Regions from separate parts of the Homo sapiens genome. Here region 1 is linked to region 2. Evidence: chromatin loops called from intact Hi-C (ENCODE). Cell type or tissue: heart left ventricle. All regions are shown on one strand. Each heading gives the region's core, and the rest is flanking DNA. Links, peaks and the distances in the headings are about the cores only. Region 1 overlaps CDH23 (cadherin related 23). Region 2 has its middle 19 kb from the start of LINC03139.

Region 1 (8,000 bases), core at 1-8,000, 79 kb before region 2:
AATCCCAGCACTTTGGGAGGCTGAGGTGGGAGGATCAATTGAGGCCAGGAGTTCGAGACCAGTCTGGCCAACGTGGCGAAACCCCATCTGTACTAAAAATACAAAAAATTAGCCGGGCCTGGTGGCGGACGCCTATAATCCCAGCTACTCAGGGGGCTGAGGCAGGAGAATTGCTGGAACCCAGGAGGCGGAGGTTGAAGTGAACCAAGACCATGCCACTGCACTCCATTGGGTGACAGAGTGAGACTTGTCTCAAAAAAAAAGGAAAGAAAAGAAACTGGCCGTCAGGGTCAAATAGGCCTACATATGTTTGCCTGTAATGATTATGTCAACACTTACAAAAGTCAGGCTTTACCTAAAAACGAATCTCCAGCTGGGCCCATATTCTCAACAGGAATAAGCTAGTCGAATAGCCTCATACAGGAGGACAACAGTGCCAGTTTCAAGTCTCCACCCCACCTATTTATCCTCTGCAGCTTGTCCTATTGACACTTTCTGCCTGGACACAATTAGAGGTGATCTGCTTGAGGCCAATTTGGCAACAAACCCAGATACCACAGTTGCATCCCAGGATGTTTATAGAGCACCAAAGTTAATACATAAAATTAAAGATTCTCAGCCAGATGTGGTGGCACACGCCCATAGTCCCAGCTACTCAGGAAACTGAAATGGGAGGATCACTTGAGCCCAGGAGTCCGAGGCTGCACTGAGCTTTGATTACGTTGCTGCATTCCAGCCTGGGCAACAGAGAGAAACCCTGTCTCTAAATAAATAAAGGGCAGGTGCGGTGGCTCACACTTGTAATCCCAGCACTTTGGGAGGCTGAGGCTGGTGGATCATCTGAGGTCAGGAGTTCCAGACCAGCCTGGCCAACATGGCGTGCCTGTAATCCCACCTACGTGGGAGGCTGAGGCCGGAGAATCACTTGAAGTCAGGAGGTGGAGATTGCAGTGAGCCAAAATCGCGCCACTGCGAGACTCTGTCTACACACACATACACACACACACACACAATTTTCACAAGAAGCCGATACACACACACACAATTTTCACAAGAAGCCGATACACACACACACACACACACACAGATTTTCACAAGAAGCCAATCCTCCCAAGAACCCATCTGCAGCAACTTAAGCATTCATGATTCCCCTTTGCAGGCAGTTTGAGAAACAGAGTCTGACAGGCCTGCTGCGGTAGGAGCCCAAGGTTCAGCCACATAGCCAGTGGGTCTCTGGGGCCATCCACCTGCTCACCCCTTGGGCATGGCCCTGAGCATGTGGGGGTCCCGGCCTCTTGCAGCTGATACAGACTGAGCTGGACGAGGAGCCAGGAGACCACAGCCCAGGGCAGGGTAGCCTGCGCTTCCGCCACAAGCCACCAGTGGAGCTCAAGGGGCCCGATGGGATCCATGTGGTGCACGGCAGCACGGGCACGCTGCTGGCCACCGACCTCAACAGCCTGCCCGAGGAAGACCAGAAGGGCCTGGGCCGCTCGCTGGAGACGCTGACCGCTGCCGAGGCCACTGCCTTCGAGCGCAACGCCCGCACAGAATCCGCCAAATCCACACCCCTGCACAAACTTCGCGACGTGATCATGGAGACCCCCCTGGAGATCACAGAGCTGTGACTAGACAGGGAAGCCTTGTGGGTGTGAGCAGCACCCATCCACCGTCCCCTCCCAGGGAGCAAGGGCAGGGACAGGGCCGGTCGGGGGGGACCCTCCAAGGCCAGGCCTTGGGGACAACCTTGGCTTGGCCCTGGCAGCCCGCATCAGCTGCTCAGATCCCACTTTTGCCAGACGCTCATTCAGCATCTGACCTCTACCTTCATAAGATCTGTTATTTTTATAAGAAAACCAAACAAAAATGTTAAGCATCTAAGGACAAGGTAAGGAGGGTCACTGGGGCCCAAGAGTCTGGGGACCAGCTTGGCTCAGGCTGAGCTGAAAGAGGCCAAACAGGCCCTCCTCCCTCCCAGCTCCACCCCGCAAGCACCATCCCCTCCGGCTAAGCAGGCGCAAGGGAGGCCCAGCGCGGACATCCCCTGCTGGCCGGACACCCGACTCCAGTCCAAGTCTCGCTACATTTCCGCCACATCCCTCTCTGCTGGACGTCCAGGTGGAGGTGGCATCCCCACGTGGACAAGAAAGTCAATGTCAATGAACAAGCATTCTCTCCATTTCACTGGCTTCCCAAATGTGTGCCCAGCTTATAAACAGAAGTGACTGATGTTCCCTCCGGTTTTGAATGTGGAGTGTTTGTGTGTGTTCCTTTTTTAAATTAAGTTATTCCCTCAATAGTTTCCCCTTGGTTTTGTTTAACTGGTACTCACTACAAGTTTCTGGAATGGTTTGTTTAAAAATCAAGGCAACTCTCAAGGAACTGGCAACGTGCTCTGACTCTGGCCTCTAGGGAGCAGGGACAGGGGCAGGTGAAGAGCAGAGCCGACCTTCAGGTGCGCCTGACCTACTGCTGGCCCTGAGTCTTGGGGAGGATGAGGTGGGATCTTCCTTTATCCACTTTGCTTTCATTCTCTGGCCAAGATGGGTCATGGGAGTGCTGGGCCCCAAAGGTGTCATGGGCTCAGAGCTCATCAGAGAGGAACAAACTCTTCCAGCTGAAGGGTCACAGAAACATTAGGCCCAGATCTGGCTAACAGAATTTTATTGTTAAATCACAGAAACTTTAGTGCAAAACAAAAATCACGAAGTCCATTTAATAGCAACTTCATGTCCTGCTGGCTTTGCTTGCTGTCTCCTGGCAACCAGAAGTGGACAGAAGCGTGGGTGCCCAAGTGGGCCACAGACAGCTTCCAACCCCCACACCCCAGCATCCAATCCACACCCAGCAGACCCTTCGGCATGCCGCCCTCTACCAGGAAGCCAGAGGCCTAGGAGCTCGCCATCCATATTTATTTGAAAAGGTCAAAAGGAGCATCTATGAGACAAGGGAGGGGTGCAGGCTGAAGCAGCGCCTCAACAGCCAGGGACATGTAGGCAACACGAGCAGGCACAGCGCGGCCACCACTGTCCACACGCTCACACAAGCCAGGCCCGCAGGGCCTTCGGAGAGCTAGCAGGTTACATTCAGGCAGATGGCCCTCTTCCCACCCAAACCCACAGAACCCCAAACAAGGCATCACCAGGAAAGACACGGGAAAGCCAAATCACAGTTGAACCAGGGACAGAGAACCCTTGGCCCCACTGATGTCCCAAGCCACCAGCAGCTGCTTCCAAAATCCCTATGCTATTACAGTGGGAATTACATCATTTAAAAAGCCTGATTATTCCAGGCTTCTAATCTTTCATATAAAACTGCCTTTGTTTTGCTGCTTTGTTCAACTGAGAGGCCCAGGAAAGCGGGGAGGGTCCCTGATCAGGGCAGGAGGCCACCTCAGAAGCCCAGGCCCACCAGTGCCCAAGCACATGTCAGGGCTCAGAACAAGGCCTCAACCAAGAGGGTTGATGGCCTCCAGTCAAGAAACTGTGGCTCATGCCAGCAGAGCTCTCTCCTCCTCCAGCAGGCGCCATGCAAGGGCAGGCTAAAAGACCTCCAGTGCATCAACATCCATCTAGCAGAGAGAAAAGGGGCACTGAAGCAGCTATGTCTGCCAGGGGCTAGGGGCTCCCTTGCAGACAGCAATGCTACAATAAAGGACACAGAAATGGGGGAGGTGGGGGAGCCCTATTTTTATAACAAAGTCAAACAGATCTGTGCGTTCATTCCCCCAGACACACAAGTAGAAAAAAACCAATGCTGTGGTTTCTGCCAAGATGGAATATTCCTCCTCCTAGTTCCACACATGGCGTTTGCAATGCTCGACAGCCTGGTAGGAGAGAGGAAGCTGAGTTTAGTCTTCGGATGAAAAACTCCGTTCCCGGCCCATCAATGTATCAGATATCACCCCAAAACAGGACCTGTTCTCTTGTCCTAGGTCAGCTGGATGGCACCAGATGCTGAAGACCCAGGACAGGATCTCACTTAAAAACAGGGAACACGTGGCCATCAGAGTTTTGGGAACTTCTAAGGCACGAGTCCAGAGCAGCAGATGCCTGCAGCAGTTTGCAGATGAGTACCCACGCAGGCAGGGCTCAGGACCCTTCATCTACCTGCACCCGGCACCCAGCGTCCTGCTAGCAGCCTGCACACTAACTCCCAGGCAGAACCTCCTTGCCTGAGTTAGGCTACACACCAGCTCGGGCCTTGAGAAGCAGGCCCACATTTCCCCAGGACAGCAGCAGAACCAGCTGTGGGGTGGGGCTGGCGGTGGAGATGGGCTGGAGCCTAGCTGGAGGAAAGAGCTGGACATGGCCAGAATGGGGGCCCCCTGCCCCTCCCTGCAGTGGTCCGAAATGACACAACCGCCACTGACATGGTCACAGGGAAGCCCGGTGAGGAAGGAAAAGTTGCACAAAGCAACATTAAGTAACAGGGACCGAACCAAACATCCCCACCCAGGGAAGCAGCACAAGTCACCCAACTGGTGGCTGCCAGGCCAGGCCAGGGCCACAGTGCCCTAGGGCTGCTGGGCAGGGGCCAGTTCTCAGGGCCTTGAGTGAGGACTCGGGCCCGGCTTCAGCAAGGGCAAACATGTTCCCGGGGGACAGGACCTGGGCAAAGCTCTGGGCAATGAATCCCACAGACCTTGTACAATCCCTGGAGTGACCTTGTACAAGTCTGACACTGTCACAAGGGAAATGAAGACAAAAGCAACAAAGCAGAAGCAAAAAAATACTAAAAAAAATAAATAAATAAAATCCACCCCACCCTTCACTACAAGAGTGTAGTTCACCCTGTCTTTTCTAGGGGACCATGAGTAAGCCTAACCACCTCTCTGGGCCTCAGCTTTCTGATAACATAAAAGCAGGGTGGAGAGTTGATCACTGGGTTCCCATTAAAGCAGGATTCTCACACAGGCTACCCCAGGGCAAGACAGGCTGGTGACACTGTCTGCTGAGCTACTCACATTGCACTGGGCTGCTGTCTCTGTGTTCTGGCACCAGTAGCTTGGGCCCCATATACACTTCTCAGTTCCCAACAAGGGCTTATGGGCCGAGGGGCAGGCTCCAATTTTCTATATGGTGAGAAAAGGAAAGAAGAAAGGGGGAGAATGAGAGCTGCCCGATGTATCGCTTTCAAAACTAAGAAAACAGTTTCCAGAAGGAGCTAGGATCACAGCTCCACCACGCTCTTTCAGAACATCAGGGTTGCTGAGGAAAGCGATGGGGCTTGGGGGGCTGGCTCCCTACCTTCTTGGCTCTCCCGCAGCAGAACCCAGAGACTCCACCCCACGGCCAAGTCTCAGAGCAACCCTTCCGGGTCTCTGCAGCCCCCCAGGTTACAGCTGCCCGAGAGGACCACACCACCCAGTGAGGCTCACCAAGCACACGAAGGAAGGATCCATCACCTCCACCAGGATCTCGATCAGCACGGGCTCGTACTCTGCCACAAACTGATCACACTATAAAGGAAAGTGGGGACACAGGTCCAGCTCTGGGGGTGTCCGAGCATAGTGGGGCACAAAAGGCCAGGCAGGCCCTGGATACACTGTTCCCTGAGAGCTCCTGGCATTCCCAGCCCACTGGGTCCTGGGGCCTCCCTTTCCAGACACCCTATCTACATTTGGCCTCTCTACTTCAGGTTGCTTCCCCCAGTGGCTCATCTTAAGCCAACAAATCACCTCCAAGTAAAACTTCATTGGACTCCATGCCCGGAGGCAGAAACAGCTGGTTTTCCATCAAAATGTACCCCAGCCTTGGCATACTTCATCAGGTTCTGCCATGCTGGCCTACCGCAGCCCAGCCCGGGGCGTACCTGCTTCTGGTAAGGGTCTGGCAGGAAGCTGCAGCCTTTCTCAAGAGCAGCCAGGATCTCCTGCTTGGTGCTGTTTTTCTCCAGGTTGCGATCCAAATAACCCACCAGCTTCTTGCACACTTCGCAGAAGCCACCGTCCTTTGGCTGAGTCACGTGAACTACATAAGAGGGCAGCGGGCTCAACGCTGGCAGGGCCCTCCCAGACCCAAGAGGGGCACCATCCTCTCCCGCACCACACCCAGCGCTCACCGGTCAGTGCAGGCAGCCGCGTGCCAGAGCAGAGGTGCAGCATGCTGCACACCAGCTCAGGGCTGACCTCCTCCAGCAGGATGGACAGGATGGAGCTGCCGTACGTGTCCACCACCTCCTGGCACTCTTCCGACAGGGACTTCGGCAGCTTCGAGCACATTTTGTCAAAAGCGTCGAGTATTTCTTTCTGAAACACACGAGAGGATCGTGTGAGAAGACGGGAGGCCGGACAAGGGTTGGGGGACATTCTGAAAATACTAACATGGCCAGGAAATGAGTCAATGGTGGGTGCCGTTTCCACCCACAAAAAACTACCAAACTACAAAGCAGGGCAATGGTGTCCACCTCCCCGGACCCCCGCCAGCCTAGAGGTCCCACTGGTGAGGATTGCCTTCCACGAGATGGGGACATGGCTGTACACATGTCAAGGCTGGGCCAAGCCCTCTCTCCTGTGGGACTTTCCCACTGGGACATTCAGGCTCGGGGGGGCAGGAGAGGCCCTCCCTCTGCCAGGAGGACAGCATACCTCAGTCTTGTTGTTGTCAATCAGCTTGGTCACCTCCTTCACCAGGAATTCACACACCTCACAGTAAACATCAGACTTTGCTGGGACCTCGTGCTTCTGTGGAAAGAGTAGAAGGAGAGTACTTTCAATGCTGGGACTCACAGCCCTTGGTCTTGCTCCCCTAAAGGAAAGGGGACACAGAGACCAGGGTGGGTTAGCACATCAAGGGCCACTGCCTCCTGAATTCCAAATGGCGTGTGGCTTCTAATATCCAAGTTAATTCCCTATTTTTACATTCACCCCCTTCCCCAATCCTCTACCACCCCCACCTCCCCCTAACCCCACCAAAACAAAACCCAGGAATTCACAGTTCAGGAGACAGAAAGTCCCTTCCCCACCCCGAAGAGCTGTCCTGATGATGTGTTCGGTTACAATCATTTCATCATTCAGGGTTCATTTTGGGGAGGAGGATGAAGGACCAAAAGCAAAGTGAGGGGCTCACTATCGGTCCACTATCTAGAAGACAGAATGTTGAACACACTTCAGGTCTGCTCGTGTGTCTCCCATGTCTCATTAGCACTTGAGAATGCTCTTCTGGAACCCACCTTTAATAAGGCAATACTGTTACAGAGGATGTTCTGTGGCAATGGAAATGTTCTCTATCTCTGCTGTCCACTATAAGCTCCAGCTACCTGTGCACTGAGCACCTGCAATGTGGCTGGTGTAGCCAAGGGGCTGAATTTTTAATTTTGCTCCATGGTATTTCATTAAAATTTAAGTAGTCACATGTGGTTGGAGTGCGAGCTATAACTCTTCACTTTCTCTGGCCGTCACTTTGGTCAGCAGGCTGGAGCTGAGGAGCACCCGGTGGAGAGGAAGGCAAGAAGCAGTGCTTCCTGGATTCCAGCTGACACTTCGGCCTGGCCCCTGGGTCACACACTCTGCACATGCAGAGAGGAGACAGCAGAGAGAGACCAACAGCTGGCAGTCAAGTGCCGTGGGATGTTCTAGAACAAGAAGCGTGTACATGTGCCACGTGTTAAGGCATCACACAGCCCAGGCCTTGAAGAACTAGAATGTAAGCCCCACGGGCACAATGACATCATCTGTTCACCACAGCCCCTAACATGCTGCCTGACCCATAATAAATGCCAAATACAAATTTATTATGGGATGAAGTAGTCTAATCTTCACCAAGTGAGGTGTTTTAGTTAAATAAAATAGACACCCACATGTACTTAGTATACAGGCTGCAGGCCCAGTGAGGCTTCCGTACACTCTGAGGGGTGTGCTGGGAACATCCAGTCTGTCAGGGCCACAGGATGGGGAAGGACCCAGACAGTGCATGTGAGAAGGTGAGGCTGAAGCCAGGCACTGCAAAGTCACCTTTGAATGGCATGCTGAAAATACACAGGCTAATGATCCCACGAAC
Region 2 (16,025 bases), core at 3,690-11,689:
AAGAGGATCCGAAACCGCGCTTCACATCTGAATCTGATTTCAGATTCCTCCGGAATATAGCGGAAGCGCGGGGTTGAGGGCGCAGACCGGGGCAGAGGAGAGGCGCGCAGGTCTGCTGGGACGCAGCGCGGGGCGAGCAGTGGCGCACTCGTGGCCTGACGCATCCGCGAGACTGCACGCGGCCAGGCGGGGGCACGAACGGGTTGGGGCATGCGCGGGCAGCGTCGAGTGGGTCCCTTGGGGGTGGGGGTGGGGGGCAGTCGAACTAGGGAGAGAGTCTGTGGAAGGGCTCAGTTGTCACTTCACACCTTTCCCCGCTGTTTATTGATCTTTAACTCTCTCTGTGTGTCCTCTCTCTCTCTCTCTCTCCCTCTCCTCTCTCTGTTTCTCTCTCTCTATCCCTTCCTGTCCACCCTTTGGGGCCATCTCTTCCAAGAAACAACCGTCTCTCCCAGCCCATGGGAAATTGTCTCTCCTGCGAACTTATCCAACCTGAGGGGGTCTCATCCATGCCGATACCGGCTGCTTGTGGAACCTTGTAAGAGTTCTTCCCTCTCCCTGTAAAATGGAGATAAGCTGTGTGGTGCTGAGGCCAGCGCCGGGCACACTCACCCTCACCTTCTTCCTGAGAGAGGAAAGAGCCTGGAGACCTGGATTCTACCTCTGCCCCCAACCCCTACCACAGGGTAGCCCTGCCACCACCTGCTGGTTCTTTGGGCAAGTCACTCTTTTATTGGACTTCCATTTCCTCAGCTCTAAAATGAAGGAGGTGAGCCCAGTGTGGTGGCACCTGTAGTTCCAGCTACCTGCAGGCTGAGGCAGGAGGATCGTTTGAGCCCGGGGGGCAGAGGTTAGAGTGAGCGGAGATCTTGCCACTGCACCCCAGCCTGGGCAACAGAGCAAGACCCTGTCTTTAAAAAAAAAAGTGATTAAAAAATAAAAATAAAATGAAGGAGTTAAACAAACTCAGGAATTTTGTATGAATGGCATAAATGAGCACATTAGAAGGAAGCAACTTTCCTTCTCTCTTTTTTTCAATCCTGTACAGGCCAGCTTCCCCTCTGCCCTCTGCTCCCCTCCTCCCTCCCTACCATCCTCCAGCCCCCCAAAGCCCTCCCAATTTGAGCCTCCTTTTGGAAAACATCTCTGAGTATGGTACCGTTGGTATCGGTGACTAAGAGGCTCCAAGGATACCCTTCTGGGGGATTTCCAAAATAATGAGGAAGTCCATTTCCAAAATCATGGGAAGTCCCAACTGGGCCTCCCAGACAGTTGGCCACTGAGTCTGTCCCCTAAAGGATCTGCTTGACTTGCACAGTCTTAAAGGCATCATGTCTGGTTTTTAAACATAATTTCAGTTAGTAGCCAACAGTTCAGATCAAGGGATCACACGGCCTGTTTGACCTGTTCTTGCAGGGTCATGCATGCTCCACTGAGCCATGGGAAGTGTCCACACCCAGCCATGGGAGCCCTGTGGGATCTGAAACTGACATTTCTGCTTTAGGTGCCTTAAGCTGAAGAAATGCATAGTAGCGGGAATTGGAGTGCAAGTGAGTGCAGTAGGGGAAGTATTTTGCCATAAGAAACCCTAAGCCTCTATGGACAAGAAATTCTCCAGGGGCAGACTGGCCTTGACCCCAGAAATGTCACATTGGACTCGGCCTTGGTTTTCCTCATCTATACAATGGTCAATCAGACTAGTGGTTTGTTTTTTGTTTGTTTGTTTGTTTGTTTTCTCTGTCGCCCAGGCTGGAGTACAGTAGTGCAATCTCGGCTCACTGCAACCTCTGCCTCCTGGGTTCAAGCAATTATCCTGCCTCAGCCTCCCAAGTAGCTGGGACTACAGGTGCACGCCACCACATCCAGCTGATTTTTGTAATTTTAGTAGAGATGAGGTTTCACCATATTGGTCAGGCTGGTCTCAAACTCCTGACCTCAGGTGATTCACCTGCCTTGGCCTCTCAAAGTGCTGGGAATACAGGCGTGAGCTACCACACCGGGCTCAGATTTGTGATCTTTAAGGGTCCTGTGAACTCAGCACTCTAGACATTTTAGGGCCTGTGCACTTCCGCGGTAATGGTTTCTTGTTTTGTCCTCACTCGGAGGGCACACTCCTCAGGCTAGTGGCATGGGCCATTGTCCTAGAGTCCCTGGGGCCCGGCCCTACCATGAATTCTGCGTCTCTCCCTTCAGCCCTTGTCCCTCCCTCCGTGCCATGGCTTGGCACCGTTCTTGTCTTTGCAACCCTCCACAGGCGCCTCCTCCTCTGACCCTTCAAACCTTCCTGCCCTCAAACTCTGTCTCCCTACACCTCCCTGCCTTCCACTCTATGTTTCTGCCTTCTCCTTCAGCCCACAGATATTACTGACCATGGTTGCCAGCCCTATGTTAGGCCTGGGAATTCAAGAGAGAATTAGAGCCCTCTGTGGACTCCCAGCTCTACTAGGGAGAGAGACCCACAAATAGGGATAGAGAGGGGTAAATGCTTCAGTGGGTGAGTACAGGGCCTGCAAGGCCACTCAGCTCAGACTGAGGGGGTCAGAGAGAGCTTCCTGGAGGAGGCAGTATCTGAAGTGAGAAGCGGAGGGAAGTCCACCAGGCACACACAGCAGGTCGGCGAGAGTGCCGCAGGCTGAGGATGCGGCATATGTGAAGGCCCAAGGAAAAGCAGAGCACGCAGCATGCAGGCCCTGGAGGGGTGAGGCTGCACCTGGGGAGGTCTCATCCCAAGGCTGACAGCAGGTTTAGGGTCTGGAAACGCCACATGCCCTGCTGTCTCCCTGGCTGTTCAACTCCTTCCAGGCCTGACATTCACCAGCTCCTTGAAGACAAGATCATGCAGATACTTTTCAGCACACACATCTGGTCTCCCCGGCAAGTGCCCAGCTCTGGGCCTGTACCCTCCCAGCAGCACCACACAAGATGGCCGACCTGAGCTCATCAACTGCTCACTGGGGTCCCTCCCCTGACCCTAACCCTGCTTCAGTCACCCAGTAAGGGATCCCTGGCATGCAACATGTCCTTGGCTCCAGAGGGGTTAGATCCTTGGGGCTCCAGCAGGCAGAGCTGGAGCCTCGTGGCGTTTTGAGTACTCATAGGGACGGTTTGGGTTGTTGCAGGGATGTGGGAGGCACTGCTGGTGTTTGGGCCAGAGACCAGGACGGCCGAACATCCTGCAATGCTCAGAGCCGCCCTTTGGAACAACAACAACAAAAAAACTGTCCAAAGTATTCTGATTTTCAAATGTCCCTTCTGTAGCGTCCCCTAGTTTGTCCCACTTTCTTTCCGTGTCCTGACCGAAAATCTAGAGTGCCTTGACTGTTTCATGACCCAACCAGCTGCAGGGCTTCCCAGCAGGCTTGAACCCAAACCAGGGCCTCGAACATTCCCAGGCACTGATAAAGAAGTCTAGGTTATTGCCCAAAACCCTGAACAAAACTGGCCCCAGGCTTGAGCCCAATTCCTTAAAGCCTCAGAAAAATTCCACACCCTGACCTCATGGCTGTGGACACACCTAGGTGGACCTCCCTTTCTCTCCTGGCTGCCTGAGGATGTGCACGGCCCTGTGGAAGTGAGCTCCCCTAATAAAAGCCTGGACTCATCACCCCGGCGCTTCGTGCTTCTCTCTTTGGAATCCCAGCTGGCCCCCCTTCAGGATGATTCAGGCACTCCCTTGTGGGAACTCCTCTGCCACCACTTTTGGGGCAACCCTAGCTGAGGGCTGGGGGTGAGACAAGACACTTTCACATATTCGTGTCACTGAAAAACCAAACTCCATTTCACACCTAAACATGAGGTATTTTTGAATATTTTATTTTATTTTATTTTTTATTTATTTTATTGTATTTTTTGAGACGGAGTTTTGCTCTTGTTACCCAGGCTGGAGTGCAATTGCACAATCTCGGCTCACTGCAAACTCCGCCTCCCGGGTTCAAGCGATTCTCCTGCCTCAGCCTTCCAAGTAGCTGGGATTACAGGCATGCGCCACCACGCCTGACTAATTTTGTATTTCCAGTAGAGATGGGGTTTCACCATGTTGGTCAGGCTGGTCTTGAACTCCTGACCTCAGGTGATCCACCCACCTCGGCCTCCCAAAGTGCTGAGATTACAGGCACCCAGCCTATTTTTTATTTTTGAGACAGAGTCCCACTTTGTTGCCAGGCTGGAGTGCAGTGGCACAATCTCGGCTCGCTGCAACCTTCTCTTCCAGGGTTCAAGTGATTCTCGTGCCTCAGCCTCCCGAGTAGCTGGAACTACAGGCGTGCACCACCATGCCCAGCTAATTTTTGTATATTCAGTACAGGCGGGGTTTCACCATGTTGCCCAGTCTGGTCTTGAATTCCTGACCTCAGGTTATCCACCTGGCTCGACCTCCCAAAGTGCTGAGATTACAGGTGTGAGCCACTGCACCCAGCCTTTTTGCATATTTTAAAACATACTCTGAGAACACAAATGAATGGAAGATTGGACTTTGTTTTGTAGGGAACTTCGCCAAGAGTTTAACCATTTCAGAGAATCACAGCACTGATAGCGGCTTCTCTCCCAGGTTCAGGTCACCAAAACAGCATCCTCCACCATCGGCGTTGGTGGCTGGGTATCTGTGATGCTTCCCATGCAATGTGAGCAGCTGCCCACTGAGTCCCGGAGTCCTAAGACCCTTCCCTCACAATCCTAAGACAGTATTGCCTTTTCACTGTGATGGCATTGGTGACATAAAAGCCACTGTGGGCAGGGTGCAGCGGCTCGCACCTGTAATCCCAGCACTTTGGGAGGGTGAGGCGGGCAGATAGCTTGAGCCGCAGAGTTTGCCCAGACCAGCCTAGGCAACATGGCAAGACCCCGTCTCTACAAGTAATAATAATAATAATAATAATAATAATAATAAAATTATCTGGGCATGGTGGCACGCATCTATAGTCCCAGCTACATGGGAGGCTTAGGTGGGAGAATTACTTGTGCTCGGGTGGTAGAGGCTGCAGTGAGCCGTGATCGTGCCGTTGCACTCCAGCCTCAAAAAAAAAAAAAAAAAAAAAAGCCACTATGGGTGAAACTGCTGGAACTTCAGGAAGCAAGGCAGTGGCCACAGACTAGGCAGGTCTCTGTGCACTCCCCTAGATAAGCACTTGTGGGGACAAAATATGCCTGTGTCACTTAAGTACATACCCTTTTGATCTCCTGTGTGATGAAGCAGGGATGCACACAGAGCGCCTGCTCCAGAGCAGGGGACTGGCTCGCAGAAACAACTTGTCAGAGGTGGAGCCACGCGAGCCTCTGGTCCAGGGAACACAGTTTATCTTATTTTTTAAATTAATTAATTAATTTATTTATTTATTTATTTTTGAGATGGAGTCTTGCTCTGTCACCCAGGCTGGAGTGCAATGGCTCGATCTTGGCTCACTGCAACCTCCGCTTCCTGGGTTCAAGCAATTCTCCTGCCTCAGCCTCCTGAGTAGCTGGGATCACAGGCACACACCACCAGGCTGGGTAATTTTTGTATTTTTAGTAAAGATGGGGGGTGTCACCATGTTGGTCAGGCTGGTCTCGAACTCCTGACCTCGTGATCTGCTTGCCTCTGTCTCCCAAAGTGCTGGGATTACAGGCGTGAGCCACTGCGCCCAGCCGAGAACACTGTTTATACGGGAAAGAACGACGAACAGACACATGATGGGTATTCAGATCTGGGCATTTGGCAGACAGACATTTTCTCATAAATGAGCAAAGTGAGCCTGTCCCTTCAAGAAACTGAAGCATTTGTTGCCAATGATAAAGTTGGAACTTGGAGCTTTCAAGGGAAAATTAGAATTTTGGAAAATTTGTGTACACCACCACAAGCTTGACAACTTCTCAATATTTAAAGATTTTTCTGATGCGATGGATGGCAGTGCTAACAAATGCTATTTTTTGACACTGTTCAGTGACATGTCATCTTTTGGGAGATGTATGTGATTTAATGGGTACAAAATTTCAAAGAGGCCACATGATGCTGCACATCACATGTAGGTAAAACAGCCATTCACGGTACAAGATAGGCCAGGCACAGTGGCTCATGCCTGCAATCCTAGCACCTTGGGAGGCTGAGGCAGGCAGATCACTTGAGGTCAGGAGTTCGAGACCAGCCTGGCCAACATGGTGAAATCCTAGCTCTACTAAAAACAGAAAAATTAGCCAAGCATGGTGGCATGTGTCTGAAATCCCAGCTACTCAGGAGTCTGAGGTGGGAGACTCACTTGAACCCAGGAGGTGGAGGTTGCAGTAAGCCAAGATGGTACCACTGCACTCCAGCCTGGGCAACAGAGTGAGAGTCCTTCTCCAAAACAAACAAACAAACAAAAGTACAAGATAGGCCCGTGCATTTTAATATAATAAAGCATGAAATGTTCATTGATATGGGTTCAGATTCTACATTATAATCAACCTTAAAGAAACAATTGCTTGTTAAGTTTTGGCGTAGCATTAAAGAAGAATATTCACAATTATCTGAAAAAGCTATCAAAATACTCGTCTTTTTTTCCAACTCCGTGTTTGCGGGAGGCTGGATTTTCTTCAATCAAAACAATATATTGCGGGACGCAGTGGTTCATGCTTATAATCCCAGCAGTTTGGGAGGCTGAGGTGGGCGGGTCACCTGAGGTCAGGCGTTCAAGACCAGACTGGCCAACATGGTGAAACCCCATCTCTACTAAAAATACAAAAAAATTAGCTGGATGTGGTGGCGCACTCCTGTAATCCCAGCTACTCGGGAGGCTGAGGCAGGAGAATCACCTGAACCTGGGAGGTGGAGGATGCAGTGAGCCAAGATCACAACATTACACTCCAGGCTGGGCGACAAGGGCAAAACTTTGTTTCAAAATAAAAAAATAAATAAAAATTTTAAAAGCCCCAACATATTGCAACAGACTGAATGCAGAAGTAGACATGAGGCTCCAACAGTCTTTAATTAAGACAGTTGCTTGAGAGATTTGCAAAAGTGTAAAACAATGCTGTTTTTCTCACTAAATTTCTCTTTGTTTTGGAAATGAAGGTATTTTTCGTAAAAATATGTTTATGTTTACATGTAATGAGTTCATTATTACTTTTTGATAAATTAATAAATATCTGGGTCCTCAATAATTCTTTTAAAAATTTTTTTATAATTTAAAATAGAGATGAGGGCTGGGCTCGGTGTCTCGCGCCTGTAATCCCAGCACTTTGGGAGGCCAAGGTGGGCAGATCACTTGAGGTCAGGAGTTCAAGAACAGCCTGGCCAACATGGTGAAACTCTGTCTCTACTAAAAATACAAAAATTAGCCGGGCGTGGTGGCTCATGCCTGTAAACCCAGCTACTCGGAGGCTGAGGCAGGAGAATCGCTTGAAACCAGGGGGCGGAGGTTGCAGTGAGGGGAGATCACCCCCCTGCACTCCAGCCTGGGCGACAGAGCAAGACTCCTTTTCAAAAAAACAAACATGTAGCAATGAAGCCATTAAAATAATTTATTTTTTATTTCTTTTTCTTTTTGTATGAATCGACTTTGGATAAGAAAAAAATCTACTTTTTAAAGAGCTGGGTTTGTGTGGTGGGACACCTATTGGGTGCAACAATGTGGAGAACACTGCCCTCTGGCGGTCACTCCCAGTATAGTACCAGAGAGGTGGGGAAGCTTCCCTTGCTATTCTAGGACTGACCATGAGACGGCAGAAGAATACAGTATTTGCTTCTTTTCTATTTCTATTATACTTGCTTTTCTTTTTCTTTTCTATTTCTATTTGCTTCTTTTCTATTTTCTGTTCCTTCTTTTCTATTTTTTTAAATTTAAGTGTAGCTAAGGGGACTCACTATGTTGCCCAGGCTGATCCCCGACTCCTCGGGTCAAGTGACCCTCTCACCTTGGTCTCTCAAAGTGCTGGAATTATGGGCATGAGCCACCATGCCTGGCCTAAAACCCTGTTCCTAATCTCTAGGTTGGTCCTCAAAGCCTCACACTCAGCCGGGTGCCCAGGGATTGGGGCAGGAGTGACCTCACAGAGCTGCCCACAGTAATGATGCCTGAAGTGCTCCAGCTAGCAGGCTAAGCCTTGTCTTCTCTGCCTCCACAGCAACTCATAGCAGCCCTAGGGAAGGCCACATCCCAGACCCCTAAACCCAGAGAGACAGAACGCAGACCTGGGTGGCAAGGACTCAGTAAGTTATTGAGTGCCAAACCGGGCCACCACTGTGCTTGGCTTTAGGAAAACTTGACATCTATAAAACTTTTAATCTCTAGTAGGTGCTCAAAAAAGCCATTCACTCTTTCATGTAACCAAGAAAAGATGTTTGAGCACCTGCAAAGTGCCAGGCACTGTCCTAGTCACTGAGGACACAGTGAGAAGCAAAAGGGGCCCAGGTCCTGCCCACATGGGACTTATAATTTGGTGAGGGAACAAAAAAAATTTAGTCTCAAAAAACCAAAGTTTGGTTAGATGCTGTGAAAAAGGATGGGGTTCTTTAAGGGCACCTGAGAGAGGGGTCTTGTTTTTCCTGGAAGCCAAAAAGAAGCATAAAGGTTGATACGGTTTGGACGTTTGTCCTCCAAATCTCATGTTGAAATGTGATTCCTGGCTGGGCATGGTGGTTCATGCCTGTAATCCCAGCACTTTGAGAGGCCAAGGCAGGCAGATCACTTGAGGTCAGGAGTTCGAGGCCAGCATGGACAACATGGTGAATCCCCATCTATACTAAAAATACAAAACTTAGCTGGGCATGGTGGCACGTGTCTGTAATCCCAGCTACTCAGGAGGCTGAGGGAGGACAATAGCTTGAGCCTGGGAGACAGAGGTTGCAGTGAGCCGAGATTGTAGTGAGCCGAGATTGTGCCACTGCTCTCCAGCCTGGCTGACAGAGCAAGACTCTGTCTCAAAACAAAACAAACAAACAAAACTACCTCTTAACTTAGTCCCCTCGCATTTTTTTTTTTTTTTTTTTGAAACAGAGTCTCAGTCTGTTACCCAGGCTGGTGTGCATGCAGTGGCACAATCATGGCTCACCTTCCACCACAGACTACAAACATGTGCCACCACATCCGACTAAGTTTTTTTTGTTTTTTTTGTTTTTTGGGGTTTTTTTTTTTTTTTTTGTAGAGATGGGGATCTCACCATGTTGCCCAGTCTGGTCTCAAGCTCCCAAGCTCAAGTGATCCTCTCATTTCGGCCCCCTAATGTATTGTCATTCCAGCCATGAGCCATGGTGCCCAGCATCTCCTGCTTTTTAACTTTGTTTTTAAAAGCTTCTTGATTTTTGTTTCAATTTAATACTGTCTTGGCAACTTTTTAACTTTTTGTTGTTTAGTCTCACTCTCTTGCCCAGGCTGGAATGCAGTGGCCAGATCTCAGCTCACTGCAACCTCCACCTCCCAGGTTCAAGCGATTCTCTTGCCTCAGCCTCCCGAGCAGCTGGGATTACAGGTGCCCACCACCATGCCCAACTAATTTTTGCAATTTTAGTAGAGACGGAGTTTCACCATGTTGGCCAGGCTGGTCTCCAACTCCTGACCTCAGGTGATTCACCCATCTCGGCCTCCCAAGGTGCTGGGATTACAGGCATGAGCCACTGCGCCCAGCCCAATTCTGCTATTAAAGGACTCTGATGCATTCTTCAGTATGCCAATTGCATTTTTCAGCTCCAGAAATTCTGCTCTGGATGTTTTTTAATTATTTCAATCCCTTTGTTAAATGTATCTGATAGAATTCTGAATTCCTTCTCTGTGTTATTTTGAATTTCTTTGAGTTTCCTCAAACAGAATTCTGTCTGAAAGGTCAGAGCTCTGTTTCTCCAGGATTGGTCCCTGGTGTCTAATTTGGTTCATTTGGGGAGGTCATGTTTTCCTGGGTCATGCTGCTAGCAGATGTTCTTCGGTGTCTGGGCATTGAAGAGTTCAGTATTTATTGCAGTCTTCATTGTCTAGCCTTAGTTGTCTTTTTTTTTTTTTTTTTTTTTTTTGAGATCAAGTCTCACTTTGTCACCCAGGCTGGAGTGCAGTGGTGCGATCTCGGCTCACTGCAACCTCTGCCTTCCGGGTTCAAGCAATTCTCTGCCTTAGCCTCCCAAGTAGCTAGGATTACAGGCGCCTGCCACCACGCCTGGCTAATTTTTGTATTTTTAGTAGAGATGGGGTTTCACCATCTTGGCCAGGCTGGTCTTGAACTCCTGGACTCGTGATCCACTCTCCCCAGCCTCCCAAAGTGCTGGGATTAGAGGCGTGAGCCACCGCGCCCAGCTGTACCCGTCCTTCTTAGGAAGACTTTCCAGATATTGAAAGGACTTGGGTGTTGTGATCTAAGCTGTATCTGCTTTAGGGGGCACCCACACCCAGTAACACTGTGGTTCTTGCAGACTCATAGAGGTACTGCCTTGATGGTCTCAGACAAGATCTGGGCGAATTCTCTGGATTACCAGGCAGAGACTCTTGTTCTCTTCCCTAACTTTCTCTCAAATAAATGGAGTCTCTCTCTCTGTTCTGAGCCACCTGAAGCTGGGGGTAGAGTGACACAAGCACCCCTGTGGCCACCAGCACTGTGACAGTGCTGCAGACCCAAAGCCAAGACAGCAATGGGTCTTGCCCAAGGCCTGCTGTAACCACTCCCTGGCCACTGCCTATGACAGTTCAAGGGCCTGGGGCTCTGCAATCAGCTGGTGGCAAAGCCAGCCAGGCCTGTGTCCTTCCTTCCAGGGCAGTGAGGTCTCCCAGGCCCTAGGCAGGTCCAAAGATGCTGTCTGCAAGCCAGGGACTAGAGTCCAAAATCTTACAAGTCTACCTGGTGTTCTATTGTACTGTGGCTGAGCTGGCACTCAAATCACAAGACACAGCCCTACCCGCTGTTCCCTCCCCTTTCTAAAGGCAGAGGAGCCTCACCCCGTGGCCACCACCACCACAGGCCCACAGGGAGTTCTGCCAGAGTTCCCTTAAGGCCCAAAAGCTCTTCAGTCAGCTTGTGGTGAATGCTGCATGGCTGGGACTCACCCTTCAGGGCAGTGGGCTCCTCTCTGGCCCAGGGTAGGCCCAGAAATGCCACCCAAGAGTCAAGTCCTGGAATTGGGGACCCCAAGAGTCCACTTGGCACTCTACCCCTCTGTGGCTGTGCTGGTTCCTAAAGTGTAAGACAAAGTCCCCTTTACTTTTCACTCTGCTTTGCTCAAGTGGAAGGAGCCTCACCCCACAGCCACCACAGCTGGGAATGTGCTGAGTCTCACCTGAAGCCAGCAAGTCTCAGAGGCTCACTGAGGCCCTTGACATAGCTCCTGGGCATCGCTGCTGGTTATTCAGGGCCCAAGGGCTCTTCAGTCAGCAGGGGGTGAATGCTGCCAGGACTGGCTCCTTCCCTTCAAGGCAACAGGTTCTCTTCCTGCCAAGGGTGTGTATAGAAATGTCATCTGGGAGCTAGGGCCTGGAAGTGGGGTCTCTGACTAGTGCCCTATCCTGCTGTGGCTGAGCTGGTAGTCAAGATGCAAGACAAAAGTCCTCCCCACTCTTCCCCTCTCCTCTCCTCAAGAGGAGGGAAGGGGTCTCTTTTGGAGCCATGAGCTGTGCAGCCTGGGGTTAGGGGAGGGGTGATGCCAGCATGCCCTTGGCTGCCCCAGCTGATGTCTCAATAGGTCATGTGCCCTGCCCCCCAACTGGCTGAGTGATTTTGAGTGACCTTGAACAAGTCATGTCACCACTCAGAGACAGATAATGGGTATGAATCACGCATTCATTCAACAAACACTTCTTGGGAGCCTGTCGTTGCCCAGGCCTGTTCAGGACACTGTGCAGGTAGCCTGGAGCAGGACTCTCGCTCTGTTTCCAGGCTTTCCAGTCTAGTGGAGAATCTGGACACAGACATGAACAGGTGGTCACGCTACTGTAGTGTGCACAGAGTGACCCAGCATGGTAGCCTGGGGGACATAGGCGCTCTTGCAAACCAACTCCTGGGGACTCGGCCCAAACCCTTTGCTAGCCAGTCCTCCGTGGAGGCCATGATCCGCTGCAGCTGCTGAGCCTGGGGTGGTGGATGGGTGCAGCCGGCCTGGGGAAGGAGGGTATGGCACAGATGCCCTCCGTCCCCGATCCCCAGGCATCCCTGGAAGTGGCTTTGGGGAACAAGTCCCTCGAATACCCTTGAGATTATTTTGTCATTTGCTCTTTTTCTTGAATATGACGGGGGGTGGGGGGCGGCAGATGTGTGGCTGTTACAGTTTGCCCTGCTTGCCCTCCCTCTCTCCCTCCCCATTCCCATCTTCCCTCCCCATTCCCATCTTCCCTCCCCATTCCCATCTTCCCTCCCCATTCCCATCTTCCCTCCCTCCATCTGCCATTTGCAGAACCCCTTACACATTTTCCCAAATCAGCAGCCCTGTGAGTTCCTTTGGATCAGACAGCTGAAAAACAATAGCATCAATTAAATGTTCATTGTTGGAAAGCAGAAAGAACTGTCGCCCCTAATCTTGCTCCTCAGAGAGAACCATTGAGAATATCTTGGAAAATAGACATCTAGTTTTTTTTTTCTCCATGTGTATTCATTTTATTTTATATTTTATTTTATTTTATTTATTTATTTTTTAAGACGGAGTTTTGCTTCTGTTGCCCAGGCTAGAGTGCAATGGCATGACCTCGGCTCACCGCAACCTTTGCCTCCTGGGTTCAAGCGATTCTCCTGCCTCAGCCTCCCGAGTGGCTGGGATTACAGGCATGTGCCACCAAGCCTCGCTAACTTTTTTTTGTTTTTTGTTTTTTGTTTTTTTTTAGTAGAGACGGGGTTTCTCCATGTTGGTCAGGCTGGTCTCAAACTCCCAACCTCAGGTGATCTGCCCACCTCGGCCTCCCAAAGTGCTGGGATTATAGGCATGAGTCACCGTACCTGGCTTTATTGTTATTTTTTATTTTTTGAGATGGATTCTTGCTCTGTTGCCCAGGTTGGAGTGCAATGGTGCCATCTCGGATCACTGCAGCCTCTGCCTCCCCGGTTCAAGTGCTAGGTGCAGTGGCTCATGCCTGTAATCTCAGCACTTTGGGAGGCTGAGGCAGGCAGATAACCTGAGGTCGAGAGTTCAAGACCAGCCTGGCCAATATGGCAAAACGCCATCTCTACTAAAAATACAAAAATTAGCTGGGCATGGTGGCGCACATCTGTAGTCCCAGCTACTCAGGAGGCCACGGCAGGAGCATCACTTGAACCCAGGAGGTAGAGGCTGCAGTGAGCCGAGATCACATCACTGAGCTCCAGCCTGGGTGACAGAACGAGACTCTGTCTCAAAAAATAATAATAATAATTAAAAATAAAAATTGATATATAGTTTTACACTATAGGGTCATATTGTATATATTTCATAACTTTGCCTTTGCAATCCATGTGGTTCCTGTTTAAAGAGAGAGAGACTGAGGCAGAGAGGATGGAGTGACTGTCAGAAAATGTTGGGGCAGAGTGGGGCGTGAACCCCTCTTCCTGTCCTGTCCCTCAGGTGCCTTGGAGCAATTTCAGGGCCCACCTAAAGCTGGTAGGGCAGAGGCTGACGGCCCATTGGACTGGCCCCTCCGCCTGCTTTCCAGATGGTGCAGGACATGGAGCCTCTGTCAGCCATGCAGTGTGACCAAGACCCAGCCCCCACATGAGCACCCACCTCACATGCCCTCCTGGACACACAGCTGGGCTGCATGCCATGGTCCGGGCAAAGCATCCCTAATGTTTTCTCTAACGCTGAAAAACAGACAAAAAGAGTTCAGAAATCACCCCCAGATCCCACCACTCTACACATCGTCCAGTAAGAAGGGAAATGCCCATCTTTACCCATCAGCTCCCAGCACCACCGTCCCATCCCCCACCCCTGCCACATTCTAACCTCTGTTACCGGTTTGGGGCATAGTCTTCCCAAACTTTCCCCAAGTTTAAGTAGACATCACTTTACGGGTAAGTGTATAGATAGTTTACAGAATAATACATTTTTTCCTTCTTAAACATGGGATTAGGCCGGGCGCAGTGGCTCATGCCTATAATCCCAACACTTTGGGAGGCCGAGGAGGGTGGATCACCTGCAGTCAGGAGTTCAAGACCAGCCTGGTCAACATGGTGAAACCCTGTCTCTACTAAAAATACAAAAATTAGCTGGGTGTGGTGGCACATGCCTGTAATTCTAGCTACTTGGGAGGCTGAGGCAGGAGAATGGTTTGAACCTGGGAGGTGGAGGTTGCAGTGAGCAGAGATCATGCCACTGCACTCCAGCCTAGGTGATCAAGCAAGACTCCATCTCAGAAAAAAAAAATGGGATTATAGAGCCAGGTGTGGGGATGCACACCTGTAGTCCCAGCTACTTGAGAGGCTGAGGCAGGAGGACCACTAAAGCTCAGGAGTTTGAGACCAGCCTGGGCAACACAGTGAGACCCCCATTTCAAAAAAATTTTTTCAATGGGATTATGCTCTTAATATTGATCTGTATTTTTTACACTCAGTAATATACTATGGATATTTTTTTCAGCTCAGTATTGATAGATTTACCTTATCCTTTTCCAATGACTGCATAGAATTTCATTGCATGGACATAGCATAATTTATTCACTCAGTTCACAATTGATATATAGCTATACATATAAACATAGACAAAAATATAGATAGATGTTACTTTCAGTTTTCTTATTTTTAAAAAACCTTTATTTTCGGTTTGGGGTCCATGTGCAGGTTTGTTATATTGGTAAACTCGTGTCACAGGGGTTTGGCGTACAGATTATTTCGTGACCCAGGTACTAAGCCTCGTACCCAGTATTTACTTTTTCCTGATCCTCTCCCTCCTCCCACTCTCCACCCTCTAGCAGGCCCCGGTGTCTGTTGTTCCCCTCCATGTGTGTATGTGTTCTCATCATTTAGCTCCCACTCACAAGTGAGAACATGCAGTATTTGTTGTTCTGTTCCTGATTTAGTTTCCTAGAGATAATGGCCTCTAGCTCCATCCATGTTCCCGCAAAGGATATGATCTCATTCTTTTTTTTTTTTTTTTTTTTTTTTGAGAGAGAGAGTTTCGCTCTTTTTCCCCAGGCTGCAGTGCAATGGTGCCATCTCAGCTCACTGCAAACTCCGCCTCCCAGGTTCAAGCGATTCTCCTGTCTCGGTCTCCTGAGTAGCTGGGATTAGAGGCATGCGCCACCACACCCAGGTAATTTTGTAGTTTTAGTAGAGATAGGGTTTCTCCATGTTGGTCAGGCTGGTCTCGAACTCCCAACCTCAGGTAATCCACTTGCCTTGGCCTCCCAAAGTGCTGGAATTAAAGGCATGAGGCACCTCGCCCAGCTGATCTCATTCTTTTTTTATGGCTGCATATTTTCAGTTTTCTGCATTACAAGATTACAGAAAACATTAATATCTACACCTGTAACTATATATTTGTATCAGTCTCTAACTGACATTGTCACGCTTTATTTCTATAGGGTCAACTTCTGGAAGTGGAATGGCTAATTCAGAGGGAAGTGGATTTAAAATGTTAGTACCTGTTGTCAACTTACTCTCCTAAATTTACACTCCCATGCACAGAGGGTGAGAGTGCCTGCTCCCCAGGCTCCCCAGCCCTGGATGTAAAAAGTTTTCTGCCTTTAAAAATAGCTGCTCTCAGGAGGCTAAGGCGGGCGGATCACGAGGTCAGGAGATCGAGACCATCCTGGCTAACACGGTGAAACCCCATCTCTACTAAAAATACAAAAAATTAGCTGGGCGTGGTGGCGGGCGCCTATAGTACCAGCTACTCGGGAGGCTGAAGCAGGAGAATGGCGTGAACCTGGAAGGCAGAGCTTGCAGTGAGTCAAGATCGTGCCACTGCACTCCGGCCTAGGCAACAGAGCGAGACTCCATCTCAAAAAAAAAAAAAAAAATAGCTGCTCTTCCCTTCTTTGCAAGGCCCAAGGTTGCCCGGGTGGAAACACATCAGCCCCAGCAGGCAGGGAGGAGGCCGAGGGAGGCAGGTGTGGATCCTGGGAGCTCCACTTCCTCATCCCAAGAACCGGGGACTGTGTTACCTCAGGGGCAAAGGGCTTTGCAGATGTGATTAAGGTGAA

Evidence for each region. Hi-C counts contacts between places; a loop is a spot of excess contacts. Peaks named below come from ENCODE experiments on the same cell type or tissue, not always from the same donor. Only the 100,000 strongest peaks of a DNase experiment are listed, where the experiment ranks them.
Region 1: it touches region 2 in a loop (3-fold over the local background); 14 of 110 quality-filtered maps call a loop at or near these places.

Annotation. Positions count from the first base shown.
Region 1 is chr10:71,813,651-71,821,650 of GRCh38, forward strand. It overlaps CDH23 (cadherin related 23), which reads left to right. Exons shown (of 70, transcript NM_022124.6): 70 at 1,302-2,297. The coding sequence ends at 1,628. PSAP (prosaposin) reads right to left here. Exons shown (of 14, transcript NM_002778.4): 9 at 6,590-6,685; 10 at 6,064-6,250; 11 at 5,815-5,972; 12 at 5,381-5,461; 13 at 4,967-5,074; 14 at 2,648-3,826. The coding sequence ends at 3,791. Among named protein-coding and RNA genes, the nearest start is that of MIR7152, 27 kb to the left of the region's middle. In heart left ventricle, for the core only: no CTCF peak of the experiment used is centred there; DNase peaks (open chromatin) are centred at 1,391, 4,411 and 4,521; H3K27ac peaks cover 1,729 bases.
Region 2 is chr10:71,888,972-71,904,996 of GRCh38, forward strand. No RefSeq gene overlaps it. Among named protein-coding and RNA genes, the nearest start is that of LINC03139, 19 kb to the left of the region's middle. RefSeq lists a silencer at 107-196. In heart left ventricle, for the core only: a CTCF peak has its summit at 7,628 (motif pointing left); a DNase peak (open chromatin) is centred at 7,600; H3K27ac peaks cover 461 bases.